Regions from separate parts of the Homo sapiens genome. Here region 1 is linked to region 2. The links are chromatin loops, found by intact Hi-C in ENCODE. Cell type or tissue: endothelial cell of umbilical vein. All regions are shown on one strand. Each heading gives the region's core, and the rest is flanking DNA. Links, peaks and the distances in the headings are about the cores only. Region 1 overlaps ME3 (malic enzyme 3). Region 2 overlaps ME3 (malic enzyme 3).

Region 1 (11,603 bases), core at 4,216-9,215, 150 kb before region 2:
GAATGATCTATAAAGGCCATCCACGCCAGTTCTTGAACCCTTCTACAACAGTCCAGACTCATCTTTGCCCAATCTCTCCTCTGACAATGAAAGCCTAAGGACCAAAAAAAAAAAAAAAAAAAAAAAAAGGTTAAAGAAAAGCAATAGGCCATTTTAGCAGAGATGTCACAATGCAGTGCATGATTAATTAATTAGCAAATGAATTCTACAGCCAGTAAGATTACAGTCAGGGCAAGAGTATCAGGCCAGGCTGGTCAGAGTAGATTTCCCTAGGGAAGGCAGAATTTGAATTGGGGCATTGTTATGGGTTCTGCCTCTAATCTCTTCCCACATCTTGTCAATTTTAATACAATACTTTTGTTGCTCAAGAACCTACCATGCCTCCCTATTGCTCACTACATCAAGTCTCAAATAAGGTATTTTGTGGATTGGTAATTTTCAAACATTTTTTGCAGAATAATTCTTTAATAAAATATTGAGCAGAAACCAGATATAGAAGGCAATGAAAAACAATAAAGTGTTTCCTCAAGTGGTTTACATTTTTTATGGTTGGTGGAAAGTATTTCATTTCTAGCACTCCTGATATGCTTCTTTGGAGTCCTGGGGCCCAGGGAAGCTTGGTTTAAAAACCACTGCATTAGATGACTGTAGCCCCTTCCACTTTTGAGCTCTCATAATCATGACCTTCTGCCTGGATTGCAAGGCCTATCTTAGTGTGATGGTTAATTTTAGGTGTCAACTTGGCTGGTTTAGGGGATACTCAGATAGCTGGTAAAGCATTATTTCTGGGTATGTTTGTGAGGGTGTTTCTGGAAGAGACTGGTATTTGTATTAGTAAATTGAATAAGGAAGATTCACCCTCACCCCATATGGGCAGGCACCATCCAGTTGGTTGATGGCTCAGATAGAACAAAAAGGCAGAGGAAGGGTGAATTCGTTCTCTCTTCTGAATTTGGAACACCCATCTTCTCCGGCCCTTGAGCATCAGAACTCCAGGCTCTTTGGCCTTCTGACTCCAGGATGTGCACCAGCGGCCCCACTTTGGATTTATACTGAGCTATGCCACCAGTTTCCCTGGTTCTCCAGCTTGCAGACACCATATCATGGGATTTCTTTACCTCCATCATCACGTTAGCCACTTCTCATAATAAATCCACTCTCAAGTATCTAAATACCTAATATCCTATTGGTTCTGTTACTCTGGAGAAACCTAAATAATAGATGTAGCCAGCACCATTCTTATTTAACCTTATTTAAAATCACTGAACATTCATTTTTAGTTGGCCCATTCTTGTAGATACTCATTGCCTTCCCTGTATATTCATTGCTTTTCCTGTGTTCTTGCTTTTCTCATGATGTACCTTCTATATGGAACATCATTTTTTCTCCTGCTGCTTACTTGAATTCGGTCCTAAATTTGTACAACTTCCATTTCTTCCCAATCATCCCTGATTGTCCCTTTCTCTGAATTTCCATTGAACTGAGGGTCAACACCAAATAGTTGGGTACTGAAGTCTTCCCTAATTATTTTCTATTCAAAAATGTCTTCTTGGAAGGACTGTAAGGTTGTTGAAGACACAGCTGATGTCTTTTTTTCTTTCTTTTTTTTTTGAGATGGAATCTCACTCTGTCGCCCAGGCTGGAGTGCAGTGGTGCCATCTCAGCTCACTGCAACCTCCACCTCCTGGGTTCAAGCAATTCTCATGCCTCAGCCTCCTGAGTAGCTGAGATTACAGGTGTGTGCCACTGTACCTGGCTAATTTTTTTTTGTATTTTCGGTACAGATGGGGTTTCGCCATGTTGGCCAGGCTGGTCTTGAACTCCTGACCTCAAGTGATCCACCTGCCTTGGCCTCCCAAATTGCTGGGATTGTAGGCATGAGCCACCGCGCCTGGCCTAGCTGATGTCTTTTATTTCTTTTGAATCTCATTACAGTGCCTAGTAGAATGTTGGATATGTAGTCATTATTCAGAAGCACTGGAAATGCATGATCAGATACATGCTTTGTTAGTGCTGCTTCAAGCTTCTATGATGAGTTTTCTCATCTGTTATGAAAATAAAGCTCACTTCCCAGAGTTTTGGTTGCAGTACCTACTGTTTCTATCTCTTTGCTGGCAAAATGTATTCCCTCACGGGATAAGTATACCCTTTCCAGTTTGAAGAGTCAAATTCCCAAATAGGCATATTTTTTGGGAAGGTGATATGATTTTGTGTACTTTCACAGGAAGCCATTTAGAAGAAATTCCCCAAACAAGGCAGTCACCACTGTCTTTACCTAACTAATGAGTTTGCCATCTCCCTCTTCCAAGCTCACTGTCCAGAAACTTCCCAAGCAGGCCGTTTCACTGTCATGAAGTCAAGGCACTTTGTGGGGAATCAGGCCCAACATGTGCCTGCTTGTGGAGAAGGGCAGGCCTGATTCTTGCCCACGATGTGTCTTTGGGGCCGAGGTACCCAGATGTGTGAGTGCTTTCCCCACATGTAGAAATGCAATTATTCCCCGCATGAAAGCAGCTGAAGTTCCTCAGGGCAAAGGGGATTCCAGCAGAAACAATGGGCACAGCTCTGCTTGGGAAGTTTCCAGACTAAAAGGAAGCTGCCAGAGCTGTAGGTGTATTGCAAGGTAGACCTCCATGGCAGGGTGAGCTCAGAGAACACACTGGGTCTTTCCTAATGTAGGTCCCTGCTGATAAAACTGTGGAAAGTCTCTGTGTATTGGTCCTTACACCCTCACCTTGGGCTTCAGTCTGACTCTGAAAGTGGGAGGAGCTGGGGCCGCACAAGTTGCCTCTTCTGGGGATGTGGTCCATTAGTTTCTCTTTTTATTTTATTTTATTTTTAAGAGGGTCTCATTCTGTTGCCTAGGCTGGAGTGCAGCGATACCATCATAGCTCACTGCAGCTTCAAACCCCTGGGCTTAAGTGATCCTCTTGCTTCAGCTTTCTAAGTAGCTGGCAATAAAAGCGAGTGCCACCACACCCAGCTGATTTTTTTTTTTTTTTTTTTTTTTTTGGGAGACGGGGGTGTCACTATGTTGCCTGGGCTGGTCTTGAACTCCTGGCCTCAAATAATCCTCCTACCTTGGCCTCCGAAAATGCTGAGATGACAGGTGTGAGCCACTGTGCTCAGCCGAAGAGTTTCTCAAATTTCAGTCTTTGCACAGCTCTATGAGAATCATTAGGACAGCTTCAAAAATACAGATGTCCAGGTCTCAACCCAGGCCTTCTGTGGCATAGGAGCCTGAAGTCTGTATTCTTGACAAGTTTCCTTGATGACTCAGAAGCAAAGCCAGATTTAGGAACCATAGGTCAGTATTAGCATATTAGACCCACTGCTTTGCTCCAGAGTGTATTGGGAGTGGGTGTGGGGGTGGAGTGTACCCAAGAGAGCATATTCCTGCATGTTTTTGTAACTCAGAAGAAGCAGCTGCAGCTTCATGTGGACTAAAATAGAGGCCTACTTTAGCTCTTGAAATATCCTGAACACCTGGAGAAAAATAACCCAGAGCCTCCTTTAGCCTCGGAGTTGCTATTTAGTTGTGGGAGTTGCAGGATCAGCTGGCATGAGTGCTCACAGAGTCACAGATGCTTAGGTCACAAGGCTCCTCACAGCTCCAAAGGGGGCAAAGGATAGCACACTGCTGCCACCCCTTATTCCATGCTCAGGGCAGACATTGCTAATCAACCATGATGCTCATCCCTGTTGAACCCAGAGAGGTTCAGAGTCCTAAGCAATCAGAGCTGGCACAAGGAATGAAACCTTTTACCCTCCTTGCCATTCTTACCAACAATATCCTAGTCTAGTCCTAAAATTTGTTGAGCACTTTGACTTGCAGTTATCCATAGGACACAGTTCAGAAAACCATGGTGAGTCATATTCTCTTCTCTTTGGGAAATCTCAATCATTCCCTTGATATTAATACTATCTATGGGTTGGCAACTCCCAACTTTATGTTTCTGCACCAGAACTCTTCTTGAGCTCCAGACTTACACAGACACTTAGAGGCTAAGAAAGTGTAGAGTCTCAGGTTATCTAAACTTCAATAGATACATACGAAATGTTTTTGACTATGTAGCTCTCTGAGAGGAGGACTGTTTATTTCTCTGTGTATTGCTCACTATGCCTGGCTCAGTGTCTGGTGTACAGCAGGTACTAGGTAGACATGCTCATTGATTTTATATACCATTCCCCTGCTTATCTGTGTAACTGAGTTATTCTTTTCTCACGCCTTCCTATAGTGAGGGCTGCCCCATTCCTCATCCTACCCAGGCTAGATAGGGTGTGGCAGTCTCTGACATTGGTGGCCCCCAATGCACCATACCTCCTAGTATTTATTTCCTTGTATAACCTCCTCCCTTGGAATCTAGTATGGACCTATGATTTGCTTCAACCAGTATAATGTGGTGGAAGTTAGACTGTTCCAGTTCCAGGTCTCATCCTTAAGAAGGCCTGGCAGCTTCCACTCTTGTGTTCTTAGGAGCCCTAGACTATCATGTAAAACGTTCAGCTATCCTGTGAAGAGAAGAGGCCATGTGAAGAAGGAGAGACCCTAAGACTCAATGGAAAAACAGAGGAGCCCAACCTTTCCAGTGTCCCAGCTGAGCCCGCTCCCAGCTAGTTAGCCAGCTGAAAGCAGCCATATGTGTGACCATTGGCAAGACCAGGAGAAGAATCACTCCAGCTGAGTCAGTTCAGCTTCCAAGAATCAAGAGCAAATAAAATGTTAAGCCAGTAAGATTTAGGATGGTTTTTTAACACAGCAAAAGAAACAGATGTGTTCCTTGACACCACAGATCAAGAGGCAAGTGAACAGTCTTGGAATCTTATCTCCTTGTTTTTAGCTTTAACTTTGGTGCTCTGCTCTGCACAAAGGCCCGACAAGTAACAATTCCTTTGATCCCTGTAAATCTGATCAGGGCACAGTAGAGACATCTAGTCATTTTGACAGTACGTATATTTGAACAGAAACCTTTAGGGTAGCCGTCCAAATGTAAAGGTAGAAACAAGTGGGATGAGTAGCAGAGGAGAGATGGAATGGGAGGAGTCCCATTTAGGTTGAAGTGACACAGAGAATGAATGCTGGAGCAAGCGGGGTTGGCTCTGGAAGGACAGGGGCTCACATCAAGTGTGGAAGGTAACATTAAGGAGTGGGCCTGTGGTAACTGGCTCCAGATATCAGAGAGGCCAAGGGCTGTCTGAATTTCTCTGAAAACTAGAAGTTTCTACAAAGAGCACTAATAGAGAAATTGTGATTTCCAATATGGTGTGTATCTCAGGGATTACGTGTGTGTGTGTGATTATGGTGAGGGGAAAGAGAGAGAGAGAATGAATGAATGAATGCACAGAGACAACAAAATGGAGAGACTAAAAAAAAAATTTTCCTAGAGCTAAAAAGTAGATGACTTTTTAAAAAGGTTTATTTATTATTTCCCTTCTTTAACACTCTCATCTAAGCAGCTTAAGAATCCCTGTATTTAGGGTTTGGGAACTAGGGAAGAAGCGGGTGATTTCCTTTCCTGGCCTGCCTAAAGGCCAAAGCTGCTGCTGACATCAAGTTTCTGTCCAGCCCAGGCCAATTATCAGACAGAGTTAGGGCTCCAGGTGCAAACTCAGAACACAGTCAACTCCCATCCTTGCTACTGTAAGTAACAGAAATGAAAAATGTGAATGGAAACCATCAGGGAAAACTCGTGACAGCAGGAGGTGGTGCCCGGGTACAATGCACCCATCCACTGCATGACAGGGAAAGAGCGGGAAGAGTGGGGCAATCAGTCCTTGCCATCAGTCTTTGTCTCAGCTTTGAGAAGGACACTCCCAGCTGTCTGTTGCTGTGGTTCACAGACTAAATGGAGATTCCTTCTGTCCTGGCAGGTTCTCCTCAGTGGCCAAGCTCCACGGCAGGAACTGAGCCATAGTAAGTTTATTTCAGGCCAAAAAATCTTAACATACATCCCCATTAGTGGGTAGGGGTAGGAAGGTGGAGCTTTTTATTAGCAGGATGTTTGGACAGAGATGAGGATGTTGAAAGCAGGAGTCAACATTTCCCAAGGTTCTTTCTTAAAATACATTGTGTTTGACTTTGGAACTCCTGACTCACCCCCAGGCTGGGCATTCTGTCTTGGAGCTACTGTATTCCCAAGAGTGCTTGGGGAGACCAGCTCATTCCCCACCTACAGTATCCACAGAAACATCTGCTATAGCTTATTAGAAAGTCAAAACAACCAACCATCAATCCATCATGTTTTCTGTTTAATGACACATTCCTGTTGGCTGACGCATGCCCCTCCCCAAGGATCCCGCCCCCCGCTCCCGGACTGCCTGTGTGTGTGTGTCTGTAAAACTGTGAACTGATTTTGAGGATAGTTTGAACAGCTTCTTACATCCTAGTTTATTTAACCTTCTCACACGAATAGCAATACTTTTCTGTGGGGAATCACAGAATGATTACTGACTCATTAGATAAGCAGTGAGCCCTGGAAACAGGAAGCAAAAAGTGGGCTTTCAAAGCCAATTTCATTCCCTTCTCTTTTCATCCACAGGTGACACAGCATTGTAGAAAGAGTCTGTACTTGGAGTCAGTAGTCCTGGGTTCAGCTTGTAGTCCTGACAGGTACTGTGTGACCTGAGATAGCTAACTTGGCCTCTCTGAGTCTCAGTTTTCTCTTGCATAAAATGGGAATAATAATACCTATCCGGTTGGCTACAGAGGATTTTTTTAAGAGGTTAGAATAGAATACTGGGGTGGGAAGGCAGCTTAAAGAACATCTGATGCTTGAATTCCTTCCTATAATATCACCACAAATAAGCCATGCAACCTATCCTTGAACTCTTTCTGTGACAGGGAACTCATTCCCACAGACAGTCCAGTGCAATGTGAGACAGCCCTGATTTATTTTGAGCTGAAAAGTGCTTCCTTTAGCATTCCACCAATTGGTTCTTTTCCATGTAGATACATACAAACAAGTCCAATTCTCTTCTGAAAGAAGAGCTTTTAGAATCTGGAGGTACTAGCACGTCCCTGACATAGACAGAGCAGTCTCTGAGTCTTCTCTCTACCAGGCTCAGCTTTTGGTTCTCTTCACTATCGTAGTTATTGCACTCCAAAGGCACTTTAGGTAATTTTTAACCCTCAATGTAGCTTCTCTAGCACTGGATGTGGTATTCAGGATTTCTGAAATGGAGATAATGAATTGTGACATTCACCTCCCTTGTCCTAGATGCTATGCCTCTATTAATGCAGCTGACCCTTGAATTTGCTTTATTTAGTGGCCATATCCCAATAGCAGCCCTTCCTCCATAATCTTAGCTGCAAACATCTAACTTTCTGATCACCACCTCCTTTCTTTCCAGCTTATTCCACGTACTATCCAACTCAACAGTTTCTAAACCTCACCAGGACTTACTATCCATTGATCACCCTTTCACTGTCCCTTGTCCCTCCCCTTTACCACGTCCTCCCATTCTCTCCCCTTTTACCCAGCCTAGAGCTCATGATACAATTATAATCATTCCCTTGAATAGACTCTCAACTCCTTGCTCTTTCCCGTTTTCTCTTGCCTGGCAAAATCCCCAACCCTGATTACACCCTGCTCTCTTCGTCTTCCTGCCCTTGGACCCAGACAGTTGAACCTGGCTTGAGGAAGCAAGAAACAGGTTAACTAGCTTAAGTTAAATTCATAAACAGTAACCCCAAGGGGGCCCAGAGAGCTGCCCAGTGATCATGATCCAGCTTCCCAGTCTGGACATTCTCCCACTCTCCTAGATAACTAGGTCCCACTTCCTCTATCCTTAAACCTCCCCATCCTCACTCTATGCTGATGTCCTTGTCTTCAAGCAGATGGGACTCCCCCTCGCTCCCACCACCACATCTACCCACCTGCCCCATCAGTGCCCAGTACTCTGCCTTCCCTTTCTCCCTGTGGATGATTTTCTGTGCTCCAAGACTAAGCTCTTCAGGTGTGCACTGGATCCTTTTTCCTGCTTGCTTACTCAAGGACTTTTTCCCCCCATCCTACAGTCCATCATTCATTTTGTCTTTTGACAGGATCATTTCCACCTTATATAACCACAATATTATTTTGCTCTCATCTTAAAAAACAAAACACAACACCAACAAAACTCTTTTCTTATCTCCAGATAAGGAAACCCAGAAAAGTTTAGTAACCTGCCCAAGGTCACATATCTGAAAAGTGGAGGGGTCAAAGGTCAAATTACAGTTTGCCCACCCCTGAAGCCCACCCAGATGAGACTTTGTGCAGAGTTTGTGGGCTCCAGCCCACTGTTCTGGTTGGAGAAGCTGAGCTTGGACAAGGGAGCACTTTGCCAAGGATGGGCAGGCCATCTCTGCCAAACCTGTGCAATCTTCAGGCAGCAAGAAGGCTGGAGATTTGCAAGTGAGAGGGGAACATGCTTTGTCTTCAGAGGCCCACTGAGCTGCTGAAACTCTGGCTTGACCAGCTCTTCTCTCAGAGTAAACATGGGTGTGTGAGGGCTGTCATCAGGCCTCCATCCCAGCGGCACGTCAGCCACAGCAGTGTGAGCGGGTGGCCACGATGGCAGACAGATGGGGCAGGCAAGTGGGGTGGAAGCTGCCAGTACTGTGAAGCTTCCCCAGTGAAGAGATGACACCTCATAAATCTTGCAGGCCCAGAGCCCGTGTGGTCTGCCACAGTGCCTCATTAACACTTCCTTGTTCTCACATAGAGGTGGAAAATAACCAAATGTGACAAGCTGCCTTCCAAAGCCATTTCATCAGAAGGGCACACATTTTTCCTCCATCACTTGCAACATCCCTAATTGTGCTGAGAACCCTAAACAGCTCAGGCCAAGGGGGTTTTTCTCCTGGGACAATGATACTTAACTACCTCCAGATCACAGCCTTCAGCCATCAACCCTCTCATTCCCTCCCCTCACTGCTCCCAGGGATTCTCTCAGAGAATGAGCCCATTTGGTGTCCAGTCTTATCACTCCTAGGGGTCAAGTTGGAATTTTCAGAATACCTGGAAAAGCATGCATCTACTGCCTTTACTTTGTATATCAGCCAAAACCAGTGTTGACTTTAGTCACGGCATCTCTTAAAAGTCCTCTTTCAAAAGGGACAGACTGGTCCACTTACTTGTCTGTCACAGCCTGCATGAACTCATCCAGCAAGTCATCGTATGCCTTCCCGTGCACGCGCTGGTGTTTCAGGCCGATGTACAGAGGGTCTCTGAGCAGCTCCTGGAACAGACAGCACCCATTGACTGAGCCTACTCCCGGTGTTCCTGTTTTTTTTTTTTCCAACAAGTATCCAGGATTATTAGGAAGAACCAGAAGGTGGGAGGAGAGGGGGGAGTAAGAAGGTAACTGGATCCCCCCCGCCCAGGTGTCATTTCTGAAAGGGTCTGGAGGCTAAGCCAGTGATTGAGGTTGGACTCTTAGATGGTCCTCATTTTGGAAACCAAGGATGCTTTGAACCAGGCAAGCCTCTGTCAGACACAGTCTTTCAACCTCTGTCTGCAGGCTTTAGGGTTATTTCAGGATTTCTCAACAGTGGCATTACTGACATTTTGGCTGGGATAATTCTTTAACGTGAGGCCTGACGTGCACACTGTAGGATATTTATCAGCATCTCTGGCCTCTAGCCACTAGATGCCAGTAACACTCGCAGTTGTGGCCATCAAAAATGACTTCAAGGCCTGATGCGGTGGCTCACGCCTGTAATCTCAGCACTTCGGAAGGCCAAGGTGGAAGGTTCTCTTGAGCCCGGGAGTCTGAGGCTGTCCTAGCCAACCCAGTGAGACCCCATCTCTACAAAAAATTTTTAAAAATTAGCTGGGCATGGTGGTGTATGTCTTTGGTCCCAGCTGCTCAGGAGGCTGCGGCAGGAGGCTCACTTGACCTTGGGAGGCCAAGGCTGCAGTGAGCCATGATTGTGCCACTGCACTCTAGTCTGGGCAACAGAATGAGACCCTGTCTCAAAAAAAAAGAAGAAAAAATGAATGTCTTGAGACATTGCCAAAGGTCTTCTTAGGGACAAAACTGTCACCGGTTGAGAACCACTGTAGCTGACTTCAGGCAGAATTTCATTGAAGTATTGGGTCGCATCCAGAGTCCCTGGTCTGGACTCATGTTAGAAAACCAACCCACCCTCCTTTCCTTTCCATTCCTCTCTTTTCCTCCCCCTTCCTCTCTTACTTCTCTCCCTCCCTCCTTGAAATCTTACTGAATACCTACCATGTGCCTCACATTGTGCTGGGCCCTGGGGATACAAGCATAGAATGAAACAACCAGGAATTTCAGTTCAAGAGAGATGCTCACCTTAACACCTAGCCTGTGTTCAGGGCCCCTCCACCCCACCTCCTGCAGCTCCTTCCATCACAGCAGTCATACGCTATTGGGTTATCTGTGTGTGCGTTGGTGTGAATGACCACTCCTGCTGGCCAACTTTCCACGTCTTCCATTCCTGCCACCCCTACACAGAGTCAGTGGACTCATTCATGCATGACACATTTATTTCTCATGTACTATTGCTGACACTGGGCCCAGTGGGGGATTTGTAGAGGAGCAAGGAATGATTGTTGCCTTCTAGGTGCTGACAGGTGGCTGCTGAGTAAACAGACACATTATACTGCAGGGCAGAGTGACGCTGGTTTGGAACAAAGTGTGGCACATGGAGGCACAGTGATGAGTGAAGAAATTCCCTTTGGGGGGCAGATTGGGATTGTGTCATGGAGAAAATGGTCAGGTAGGAAGAGATAGGCAGATTTCAGCAGGTGGGCCTCCAGGCTGAGAAGACAGCACAAGGAAAGGTTGAGGGCTGGAGGCAGGAGGAAGAAATACCTGGTGTATTTGGGAAATGGGAGGTAATTCCATGGGTTAGTTTCCTGGAATTATCTACTTTTTTGTCTAACTCACCAAAAATATAAGTTCCTAGAGAACAGGATTTTGTGTTGTCTTCATCTCCATCTGAACTGCTGCTGCAGGACACAAAGATAAGGACCAGTGGGCCTACACTCCGACCCTCGGGGGCTTACAATCAAGTCTCACCTCCACCACAGCGAGCTGTGTGACTTTGGGCAAGTCGTGGGGCCTCTTGAAGGCTTCTTCTCATCTATCAAATGGGGATAAAATAGGGGCTGCATGGGGATGATTGTGATGATCAAGTGGAAAAATATATATGAAAGAGCTTGGTGAATTATAACATATGCTATAAAACAGTGGTAGCAGTTTTAGCTTTCACAGTGCCTCCAATGTGTCATGTACTGCCCTAAGTGCTTTACTTAACCCAATGAGGTTGTGTCAGCCATGGAGGTGTGTGGCTCAGAACTATCTTAAGGGAACCTGCTGAGGGAGGGCAATTGGTGGACAGCCTTCAGCCGCCACACTCTCCCTGGATTGCTTAATGACTGAGCATGGAGGGGGTGTGGGGGAAACCATTCCTGCCCAACCGAGACTCTGCTGGGGCAGGAACTTCTCACTGGCCTGACTGAGCTGGGGAGACTCTCCCTGGGCTCTCTTACTCAGTCCTCGCTCCCTTCTGCTCTCCCTTCACAGGTGTCTGACCTGTACTAGAGTTTGAAGGCCCCACTCACCCCCAACTCCTCCCACTCCCTCCCCCTTTA
Region 2 (11,603 bases), core at 2,757-7,756:
CCTGCCGCCATCTCCAGCCTCCTCCCAATACTTCGGGAGCCACTGGAGCCTGTTCTGGGCCCTGGTCCTGGGGCAGCAGATATTTAAACAGCTCCAGCTTCCCCTTCTAAGATGCTATTTCTGTCTTTCCTAAGCAGTTGTTCTTAGTTTTGGCTGCATATTCGTGTTACTTGGGGAGCTTTTAAAAATTCTGACGCCTAGGCCATAATCTAGACCGATTTGTTCAGAATCTCTGGAGGTGAGACAGTCATTAGTATTTTTTTAAATTTCTCAAATGACTGTAAAGTGCAGTCAAAGCTGAGAATCAGTGTCCTACAGTGGCTCTGTCCTCATAGACTATTTGATACTAAGGTCTATTTTCTGATCTAGACATCAGTCTTACCTGGAAGCCCTTAATGTTTCTGTTCACCTGCCTAGGAACTCAGCTCCTTTCTAGGTAATGGGTTAGGTAACCACGTCAGAAAATGGAAATACAGACTTTAGATTCATGCAGACCGCAGTTGCAACTCCTGCACTGGGTAGGCCTTGACTCAATTATGGGGCCTGTGAGCCTCAGTTTTATAGTCCTCATTACAGAAAAGTCTATGAGGAAGGAGAAACGTTACATGGAGAGAAACGTCTAAATCTAGTATTGACAAGCAAGGGATGGAAAAATCAAAGATAAAGAAAGTGCTGTGCTTGTCATCTGATTCTCCCAAAGCATAGAACCAGTCCGCTCTTCTTCCTCACAGTCTTGCATTAACAATTCCAATTAAACAGGGTCTGCAAAGAGAGGCCTGGGAGCTACATGCGTGCCCCTTGTTCCTGCAAAACCTAACTGGTGATACAGTGAATTCAATGGGTCTGACTGATGGTTTGTCTTTTGGGGAAAGAAAACCCAGGCCTGGAAACTGGAGCCCTGCTATCTTTCTCACCAGGTCATGAGAATGTCTAGCATCTCGAGTTCATGTCCCTGAACTTGTATTCCTTCGTCATAACATTCAGAGCAGCTGGACTATTCCCAGAGGCATGGCTTTGTCTGTGAGGTTTCAAAACACATTTCGAGAGAAAGATGCAGGGCTCGTACTCATTTATTTGTTTTCTTAAAGAAGCCCTTAACTTAAAAAACCCGTTCTTAAAAACAGAGAAACAATCTCTTTTGCTGAAGAAAGGAGGTTAACTAAATGTGTTTTGGTTTAGACCCTCCCCCTCCCCCGTGGGTAAAGGACACATTTCCTCCCACCAGGAACTAGTATACTTATACTGGTTACAACTCCCTTCATCACTTGGAGCCTGAGACACTGTATGAAGATAAAACTACTTGAAGTTTTACTCTCAGAGAAAACATATCAGCCAGTCTACACTGTCCTCCAATATTAAAGTCAGCTCTTACTGTCTTGGGTATCTTCTGTGTCTTGGTGTCCCATTGTTTGTTTCCAGAGTTCAAGAGTAGTCCTGAGGACACAAGCCAGGAGTATTTGAGGCTTTGAGCAAAGCAGCCATTCTTATCTAATGAGGCAGCTTACAGAACTTACCCTGCTAGCTGGGCTTACTACTACCCACCCGCTGCTGCCAGGCACCTCACTAGCAGCTTAGATGGCTGAGAACTTGTGATTGAAATTGGATGTAAATAACAGTCTAAATGTGCACTGTTGAGGTTTAATTCTGCTATACCTGCACCATGACAATGAGGTGGTATGAAGCATGCAGAAGAGGAAACTGAGTCTGAATAATGCCTACACAAGCACTTGTTTCAGAACTCTAGACCTGGAGGAACTTCAGAGGTTCTGCAGTGATTTACTTGCCACCAATAATAGAGATCTACATCCCCTATTGAATAGAGATCATCATCCCCTGATGAACCTTTTGTTGTTTTGATCTATTTTACATACAGTGTATCCCCCCAAAAATGTTCTTTTGAAGAAGAGAGTTCAAGGTCATGCTAATAACATATGAGCTAAAGGTTTGAGTTACCTCTGTTATCAATAAAGGGAAAAAGCAAGCAGCAGAAGCATGGATTTCTGGTCATGAGGCCCTGACTGACAGCGCTTGGTTGAAGTATTTTCCAAATGCAGCTGGACTTGGCAGGCTCCAACTCCAGTGACATATCTGGGGGCCTGAGCTGGACACCTGAGTGGGTTTGGTCTCCAGAGCCTCTCCTGTATCCTTCATGATGTTATGGATTGTGCTGTCTCTGGGTTTCCATGAAACAGAGCACCGGGAATGTGTTCCTGGCCTTTTCTTTGCTGCAGAGTTTAAACAGCCACAAGTGCTTTACACGCAAGCTTCCAAGCCCAAAAGCAACATTATAATTTTAGGTAAAAACCAAACCTCCTGCAGTGTTTGCCTCAAACAAGTCCAAATGCCAAGAGAAATCAAAAGGATGAAGCAGATTTGATCAAATCAGGCCTGTGGCCTGGAGACAACACACTCTTTGGCATCTTCTCGGAATACCAACACCCAGCGTCTCCTCAGAAGCTGTTGTTATTATTGAATGACCATGTTACTAAGTGTGAGTAGAACATTAGAAACCCGAGTCAGGACTTTCAAGGGCTGAGGCCAGTGCCTGTGCAGTGCCACACAGAGTATGCAGGCAGTGGGGAGGCAGTGAAAGTTTGAAAGGGAGCCACAGCTAATCAGGAGCCCCTGAGGAAACCTGGAAAGGAGCAGGGTGAGGGAGGGCAGGTGGTTAGATGGTGTTTGTGGAAGTCTCATTTCCGATGGAGGCGGCAGGGATGGCAGGAAGGACATAAATGGGGGAGGACTAGGATGGGAGGACCAACCGAGTCACAGATGAGCCCAGGTCTGGGGCCTGAGGCCCTGGGAAACAGGAGGTTGGAGGAACTGCTGGATTAGGGGAAGGATGCTATGTACCGAATTGCAGATGTTAGGTTGAACAAAATCCCTCTTAACAAGCAGTTACAAAATAGTGGTCATGGAGCTTGGCCTGAAGAGCTACAGCCAGTGAGTTCCAAAACTTGGACTGAACACAGGGATTTCCAATTCTGAAGCCCAGTGGTCACAGTCCCTGTGCTCTCCTGCCTCCCCCTTCTCTGCACATTAATGTCTTGGTGAGATGTAGCTCATTAGGAGGGATAGAAAAGTTACAGATCTAAGTTGGGATCTTCCAAATCTAAGGTCAGTCCACCTGCAAAACTGCCTGTAACTTATAGGCAGTGACAAGAATGTGAGAGAACTAGTGCCAAACTCATAAGAAAACCGTGGGCAATGAAGGGGTTTAGTGGTTCCCAAATCCAAACGCATATCAGAATCTCCTTGGTGAACTTAAAAAAAAAATTCCTTAGCTCCTTCTCAGACCTAATAGATCAGACTGTCTTGTTTATAAAAATCCTCAGGTAATTCTGATGCATCTGGAACCATGGGCATAATAAAGACAATTTGAGTGAAGCTTTAAAAATAACAGGCAATAATAATAACAGGCATGGCACATTGGAAGCCTACGGGCTGCCAGGCACTGTTCTGATAGTTATAAATTATTTTGAGATAGAGTTTTATTCTTGTCATCCAGGCTGGAGTGTAGTGGCACAATTTCAACTCACTGCAACCTCCGCCTCTCGGGTTCAAGCAATTCTCCTGCCTCAGCCTCCTGAATAGGAGGGATTACAGGCACCCACCATCATGACCGGCTAATTTTTGTATTTTTAGGAGAGAGAGGGTTTCATCATGTTGGCCAGGCTGGTCTCGAACTCCTGACCTCAGGTGATCCTCCTGCCTCAGCCTCCCAAAGGGCTGGGATTACAGGTGTGAGCCACCATGCCCAGCCAAATTATTTTATTTTACCTATATGAAGAAGACCACAGATGAAGAAACTGAGGCTTAAAGAGGCTAAGTACCTTGTCCATGGCCACATAGTTTCTGTGATTCCAACTCTGACCTGCCTGACTCCAACAGCATAGTGGTGTGGACTGGATACTTCCAAAAGTGATGTGTTCAAGGGCTGCTGGGTGCAAGAGAGTGCAGCCTGAGCAGAGGGCCTCTGGGAGAGCAGCTTCACAGGGGCCTCACAGTTTGTGGGGAAGTAGTGGGGAACTGCCTGATCCGAGAGCCTAAATAGGGGAGTGAAGAAGGGAGACAAAATGGCCAAGGGGGGTGGGGTAGAGCAGGCTCTGTAAGCCAGGTATCTTGGACTCGCTTCCCTGTGCCTGCTTCTGCCTGTTCCTCACACTACAGCCAAGAAGTTGTATTCTTTTACTTTAGCAGGGTTTCCTGAAAAGAACATGGACTTGGGAATTAGTCCTCAGGATTCTAGTCCTGACTGTATTGCTGAAGACCCTGCCTCCCTCAGACATTAGTCTCTATGTCTGCAAAATGAGGAATGGCCCTGGACATCATCCTCAGGCCCCTCCAGTACTGCATACACTGATTCTCTGGCCATATGTTGGAGAACCTGCCACATGTGTGACAGCCTGCGCTGTGAAGGAGGGGACAGAGGAGGCCACAGGGGCAGAACTGCACTCCAGAGACCTTGGGTGGGCCCAGGTGCAGTGAGTGATACTGAAGGCCAGTGGTTTCCTTCAGGGCAACCCAGGTGCTCTGCAGTCACACGAATCTCTCCTGGGCACTGGTCCTCCATGGGAGCCCCAGGCCCTGGGGCAGGGCTATATGGACAGGAAACACAACGGTGAGGAAGGGCTTTCAGAATCCACATCCTTCAGTCCTCATGCATGAGTCAGCCACCACAGCTGGATGGCAGCACTTAGTCACTCTCCGCCTGAGCACTGCACGGCCCCTGTGCCCAGGGACACAGAGTCAGGATGTTGAGGGTTCCCACAGAAAACTGCTGTGAGTCCGATATGCATGTCAGTAATGACCACTGAGTCACCATCCAGCATTGTGTGGCCAGGCTGAGGATTTGGTTGCTTATTCTCTGGTCACAGAAACTCATCTCTGTAAAGTCCAAGGCCACATTACAGTCTCCAAGCAGCTCATTGACCCACAAGAGAGATGTGACCAAGGACATAAGCACAGTGACAGACTGACATTTAGTCACTTACTATTTGCTAGGTACTTTCCTGGGCTTTGTGTGTTTTGATTTATTAACTCTCATACAGCCACATGAGGGGTGCTATTATTAACCCTATTTTGTAGATCAGGAAACTGAGCACAACATGCTTACATAATTGGTCCAAGGTGCCACAGTCTGGGGAGGCAAAGTCAGAATCTGAACCCAGGTAATGCTGGTTCTAGAGCCCGTGCTGTTAAATGCCACATTCCACTGAGCACATTAAAATAGCTGGAAAGTAAGGGCATGGAGGAGAAATGTAATAAGAGAAATGAAAAGGTGCTAGACAGGACGCTTAGGGACATTGAGACTTGATTGGTATGAGAAGGGTGGTTGTGAGGGAGAGGAAGGTACTCTCATGGGTGTCTTGGCTGCAAATCCAGGTTGCTCTCAAACCCAAATGCATGCTGTTCTATAGGCCAGAGGGCAACAGAGGACCGTGCTAGAGGGGCCCGGAAGAGGAGAGGAGTCTGTCCATCAGATGCAATCATGAAGGACTTCACAGACAGAAGCATCTACCATGGGCCTCATGGGGTCATTTGGGGAGGTTACATGTCCACCATCTAGAGGGGAAACCTGGGCTCAACGCAGTTAAATGACAGGCCCACCATCAGTGGCAGAGCTGAGATGAGAGTAGGGCCACTGGCTCACAGCCCCATGCTGATTCTGCCATGACGGTGCCTTTGGAGTCCAGATAGGAGGAAAGAAAAGGAACCAGAATTTCCTTCCTGCACTTATTCTCCCTTAACCTTGATATGTTCCATTAATTGAGTCCCCAAATCCCTCCCAAAATACACCCCTCTCCTTCCATTCCTACAAACAGCCATTTTGGGCATGAGGAAGGGAAGGAGGAAGAAAAAAAGGAGAAGGAAGAGTAGAGGGAGGAGAGATTGGGAAACCTGAGAGGGGTGTTCAGGGATGCCTCCATCTGGTCAGTCAGAAGTGGGGGCCCTGATTTAAATCCCCCTCCCAAATGAACTGGGTTGTATGGAGCCAGAGCTTGGGTTCATGTCTCTACATGGGTACCACAGTCATCCCCACCAGGACTGTCTTCTCCTTAGACTGCTATGATGTTCCCAACCTCCCTCCTGACATCCTGGTTGTGAGTAGCATGTCAGCTAATGGTCAGCATGCCCGTGGGACAGCTTTTTAAACTCTAGACTTCCCAGTTTTCTTAGCTCATAATCAGATCATGAGACTGTCTTTCTTACTGTCGCTCAGCTTACCTGTGTCTCAGCAAAGTCGTGGACTTTGGTTTGAAATAAATTATCATGCTGCCAAAAGAAAATTATCCAAAAAACAAAGAATGACTGGTAGCATTTTAGTCCCATACCTGGGGTATTGTCTACTATGCATGAAGGCTCAAGTTAGAGACAGGATCACATTCACATGCTAGTAAATGGTTCTGGGTCTTTTGTGTTTTTTTTTGTTTGTTTTGTGTTTCATTCTGAAAATAAAACATCATAGATAGCAGCTGGTTTGTCCATTGTCTTCTTTCTTGGAAATCTTATGGAAGGTTCCTTTGAACACTATCCTTGGCTTCTCTGTTAGGACAAACTGAAACTGTGATTGATAACAAACCATAGAAGTTAATTTAAACAGGATTATCCATTTTAATTGACTTGTAATCGTGAGAATAACAACAACAACAACAAAAAACCCAGAACCTCTAAATGGTAATTCTTGAGGGGTGAAATTGTATCTTTGCTCCGTTCTGGATGTTACCAGGCACCGTTAAAAAATTAGGAACAGGCTAGACACGCTGGTTCACACCTGTAATCCCAGAACTTTGGGAGGCCAAGGCAGATGGACCGTTTGAGCCCAGGAGTTCCAGACCAGCCTGGGCAACATGATGAAATCCCTACAAAAATTAGCCAGGCGTGGTAGTGCACACCTGTAGTCACAGCTACTCAGGAGGCTGAAGTGGGAGGATCACTTGAGCCTTGGCCCTGTAAGAAGAGGATTGGGTGATTGGCTCTATAAGAACAGGGAGGGACATCAAAGCTTTCTCTCTCCACCTGCATACACTGAGGAAGGGCCACGTGAGGACGCCGTGAGAATGTGGCTGTCTGCAAGCCAGGGAGAGGGCCCTCACCAGAAACCATGATGGTACCCCAATCCTAGACTTCCAGCCTCCAGAACTGTGAGAATAAGCCACACAGTCTATGGTATTTTGTTATGATAGCCTGCTGTGGTTTGAATGTGTCCTCCAAATTTCATGTATTGGAAACTAACTTACTCTCCATTGTAATGGTATTAAGAGGTGGGACCATTAAGAGATGATGAGAGCCCTCAAGAATAGATTAAAGCCATTATCTTGGGTGTGGGTTAGTTATCTCAGGAGTAGGTTTCTAAAAAAAGGATGAGTTCTACTTTATTTCCTGTCTCTGTCTTGCAGGCTTGCTGTTGCCAGATTCCAGAACCATGTTCTTGGACTTCCCAGCTCCAGAGCTGTGAGGAAATAACTTTTTTTCCTTTCTAAATTACCTGGTCTGTGATATTCTGTTACAGCAGCAACAAATGGACTAACACAGCCTATGTCATTTCCCAGAACAACTCAGTGATGTTGATACTCATCTTGCAGACAAGGAAACAGACTTAGGGAAGTTGAGAGATAAGCACAGTCTGGTCAAATGGCAGAGCCAGAACTGGACTCCTGGTCTTTTGGCTTGATAATTTCTTTCCCTAGTTCTTCTGGGGCTGCTTTGTTTAACCTAGTCCCCGTATCCTGGGAAGCTTTGGGCTAAAGCTCACACATTTTCAGGTAGAGATGGTAGAGATCATTTACCAGCCTACAAGGGTCCTAGAAAGAAACCTGGGTGCTATGGAAGCCTGAAGCTTCTGAGGGGTTGTAGGAATTGGAGGCAATTCAGTGTAGTGGTAAATGTGTTGGGGGCAGGGCGGGGTATGTCTGGTTTGAGACTTTCTGGGTTAAATCCTCTGTGAGAGCTTAGGGATGCCTATTACATTCTCTGAACCCAGTTTTTCTTTCTTTTTTTTTTTGTTTGTTTGTTTTAATCTATATGAGACTAACTAAGGTATTTGCCCCTTGGAGCTTTTATAGTCTTTAAAATGAGATAATGTCTGTGAAATGCTTTTAGGACACTGCCTGGCATAAACACTCATGAAGAGAGGGAGTGAGGTCATGGCCAGGACTGAAGAGTAGTGGCTGAGCACTGCCCAACCACTGCAACCAACACTGGTTCAGGAGAAGCATCCCTTGGTGCACCTCCAGAGTGACAACATTCCCTATGCCCAGACACACATGACAGCCTGCAGGGCATGCATAGCCCTCATTCCTGACTTACTCCTCTAACAACCTGGTGATGTTTCAGATGGAGAAAGTGAGATCTGGAGAGGACAAAGCAGTCCAGTAGAACATGCACAAGTTTTGGAATCGGAGCTGCATTTGTACTCTGGCTTTTCTATTTGCTGTGTGTGATCTTGAACAAGTTACTTAACTTCTCAAATCCTCAGTTTCTTCATCCTGAAAATACAGAGTTGATAAATGATTATCTAAAAGGGTGTTATGGGAATTAAATGAGCAAGATACATGAAGGTGTTCCTAAGAAGGTTAGTTTCTGTTTCTCCTTAAGTGCTTTGCTTATAGTTACACAGCAGCTGGTAAGTAGCAGAGTAGGGTCTAAAAGCTAAGCTTTAGGATGCTGTGAGGCCAGAGGAGTAGAATTACAGAGAAAGTGAGAAGCCAAAGATCTGGACAAGTGCGTTAAGAATCTGTTTGCCTGCCATCATTCTTGAATCAATGTAAAAAGTAAAAGAAGCAAAAAATGGCGAAAAAAATGAGCAAATCAGTAATGGTGCCTGTATCCAGAATCCCCAATTGGTTTCAAGACTAACAGTGTGTGGGTCTTATACGTAACTAATATCTATACACGTACATTCAGGGAGTCTCCATTAACTCATTCAGTTAACAAATACTATGAAGCATCTGCCATGTGTGTGAAGCACCAAGCCAGGCTCTTAGGGTTACAAAAACTGACAGAACAATCACGGTCCTTGGGAGATCCTATTATAGTACTGAAGGTAATACGTAAACAACAACAACAACAAGAAGCACAAAAAAAAAAAAAAAAGCAAAACTCATTACAGCAGTGTGATAAGTGCCATGGCAGTGGAATAAACACCCAGACACAATGAGAAAGCCCATATTTGGTCTAGAGCTGTCAGGGAAGATTTCCATGGGAAGTGATGTTAGAGCCAGCAGGGCTAAGAGAAGCAAGGGAGTAGGCAGCACAAAGATGTGGAACAAGAGAGCCTGGTGTGCACTTAGGAGCAGTGAGTCTTGTGTAGCACGCACAGCACAGACTAGGGAGTAGGGATGATGAGGCTCGATTGAGACACCCCTCGAGAAGGGCCTTGTGCGTTGTGCTAAGGAGTTTAACTTTGTGCTGTAGGTGGGAGGAAGCACAGGAAACTTTTTAAGAAGGGGAGTTCATGTATTACCAATTTCATCTGGTAGAGGTTGATGAAGAAGTTGAACTGGGAGTAGGAGAAATTGGAGATAAGGAAAATGGAGATACGGAGACCATAGAAATGTCCAGATGACATCCTGAACTCTGCACACACAGAAAAATAGTCACTGATGATTACAGGGCACAGGCTTGATATGTAGAAATAATGTATCTATGAATTTGTGCAAATATATGAATATATATGTGCAGACATGCTCATGCATACACACACACACACACACACACACACACACACACACACATAAGGAAGCAGGTTCTGTCTTTACTATGGCACCTGGGTATGAAACTCACATGGCTCCCAGCTTCCCACAGGAGCCCCCCAGGCCTGGCTGTGCCTCCCCACATGCTGTCTTAGAAATGGTGTACCTCTGACTTTTCTGTTGTGGTAAACCCAAGTGGCTTTTCATTTCCAGGCTAACCTCAAAGCTAGAGTTTGAGGTGATTAAATACTGCCTGTGAGGTTGTGGTACTGGAAACTTCCTCCTAAATGATGTAAGTACAGGGAGTGCAGCATGCCTGGGTACACACACAGCACATCCAGGGCTGTGCAGTGCAAGAGCAGCACAGCTGCATTCATTTCTGTAATCAGACCTTTAAATTAACATAGCAATTACAGCCACAGGAAAAGGAAATCAGCATTTACTATTGATTTTTCATATACAAATGCAAAAAAAAATCACAACCACAGCACACAAATAAATAAGTAGAACTTAATGTGTCTTTGTTAAAATAAAAGCTTTTGCTCAAAAAAGGACGAAAACTCATGTGAAGTGTAGGCTAAGGGTGGATGACACATTATCTTTCAAGTTTTTAGAACTCTTACTAATATGATATCATTGCTAGTAAAGGGTAAGGGAGCTTAAACTAGCATTTACTGGGGGCCTACAATGTGTCAGATATTGTGTTAAACAAGCACTTTAAATAGCTATAATATCTCTTTTAATCCTCAAAACAACCTTAGGAGGTTAGAACTGTTATCCTCTTTCTACAGATAGCAAACTTCAGGAAAGATAGATCAAGTAACCTTCCCAAGATCACACTGCTAGTAAGTGGCAGGGTCAGGATGTAAATCCATGTCCCTTGAATTCCTAAGCCTGAGCTCCTTCCACTTTACTCCCCCGACTTGCCTCCTCATCAAAATGTGAACCACTGTACTTCCAAACCTGTCTGGAAAGCCCCACCAGAAATCACTGTCATCATGCCCATTCTATCTCTAGAGAATGTTAGATTGGAAGGAGCCTTGGGTTATCAACTACAATACCCCAAAAATAGAAGTTTGCAGGTAACACAGCAGAGCCTCTCACTCTATATTAATGTCTTCTCTCTCCGTGGCAAATGTTCTTATTACTACATCTGTCTGAGATCTCCTGTCTTAGGAATTAATGGTTCCCCACAAAAGTTTGCTGTTATTATTGTTGTTTTAATCACAAGATTTATATTCTTGCCTGTCTGAAAAGGAGCTGGAGGAGTAATGCCTTTTCCTTTAGCAGATTTATTCAATGGAAATGCATGAGCTGAGTCTCCCTAATGTACATAATGTGTTTCCACAAGATCCTATAAAAGAATGAATAAGAAGTGAGTCAATCACAGCAAAATGGTTGTATTTACAATTAGTGCTCAGTTTCTTGAAACACAAACCTCCTACCCAAATATTCATCCAAAGGATAAACATCTCCCCCACACATTGCCATAACCAGTTCCTCCTGGCACAAAAACATACATCTAAGCATCCGTATCCAGGATATAAAATGATGCCTTCCAAAGCAAGGGTTCAGAGGATACCCTTGTGTGGTGGTGCCTCTCCTAGAATCCTGGATCTGAGCTTTCTATTGGGTCTGGATTCAAAGCTAATTCTCTCTCAGATGAGAAAATCACTCATAAACTCAGTTGTGTTGATCTTGATGATATCTGGAGCAGACATGCCTCCTATTTTCTACAAACTGAGATGCTAAATGGAGTAAAAATGAAGCCCCACATTAAAGCAGAAAACTTCAAGGTAAAAGAAACCTGAATATCCTTTCAAATTAGGCTATAAACATAGTTTTGCTTTCAGGGTTACGTGGTTGAAAGTCTCTAAGAAGGGCAGATAATTGGGACACAGTCTTCCA

Evidence for each region. Peaks named below come from ENCODE experiments on the same cell type or tissue, not always from the same donor. Only the 100,000 strongest peaks of a DNase experiment are listed, where the experiment ranks them.
Region 1: a loop joins it to region 2, with 8 times the contacts of the local background. A loop is called at or near these places in 2 of 110 quality-filtered maps.

What each region holds. Positions count from the first base shown.
Region 1 is chr11:86,478,222-86,489,824 of GRCh38, forward strand. ME3 (malic enzyme 3) reads right to left here. Exons shown (of 15, transcript NM_001161586.3): 7 at 9,116-9,219. Among named protein-coding and RNA genes, the nearest start is that of CCDC81, 110 kb to the left of the region's middle. RefSeq lists an enhancer at 6,146-6,440. In endothelial cell of umbilical vein, for the core only: no CTCF peak of the experiment used is centred there; a DNase peak (open chromatin) is centred at 6,220; H3K27ac peaks cover 3,772 bases.
Region 2 is chr11:86,628,270-86,639,872 of GRCh38, forward strand. The region is part of intron 2 of ME3 (malic enzyme 3); the gene reads right to left. Among named protein-coding and RNA genes, the nearest start is that of ME3, 39 kb to the right of the region's middle. In endothelial cell of umbilical vein, for the core only: no CTCF peak of the experiment used is centred there; a DNase peak (open chromatin) is centred at 4,722; H3K27ac peaks cover 1,971 bases.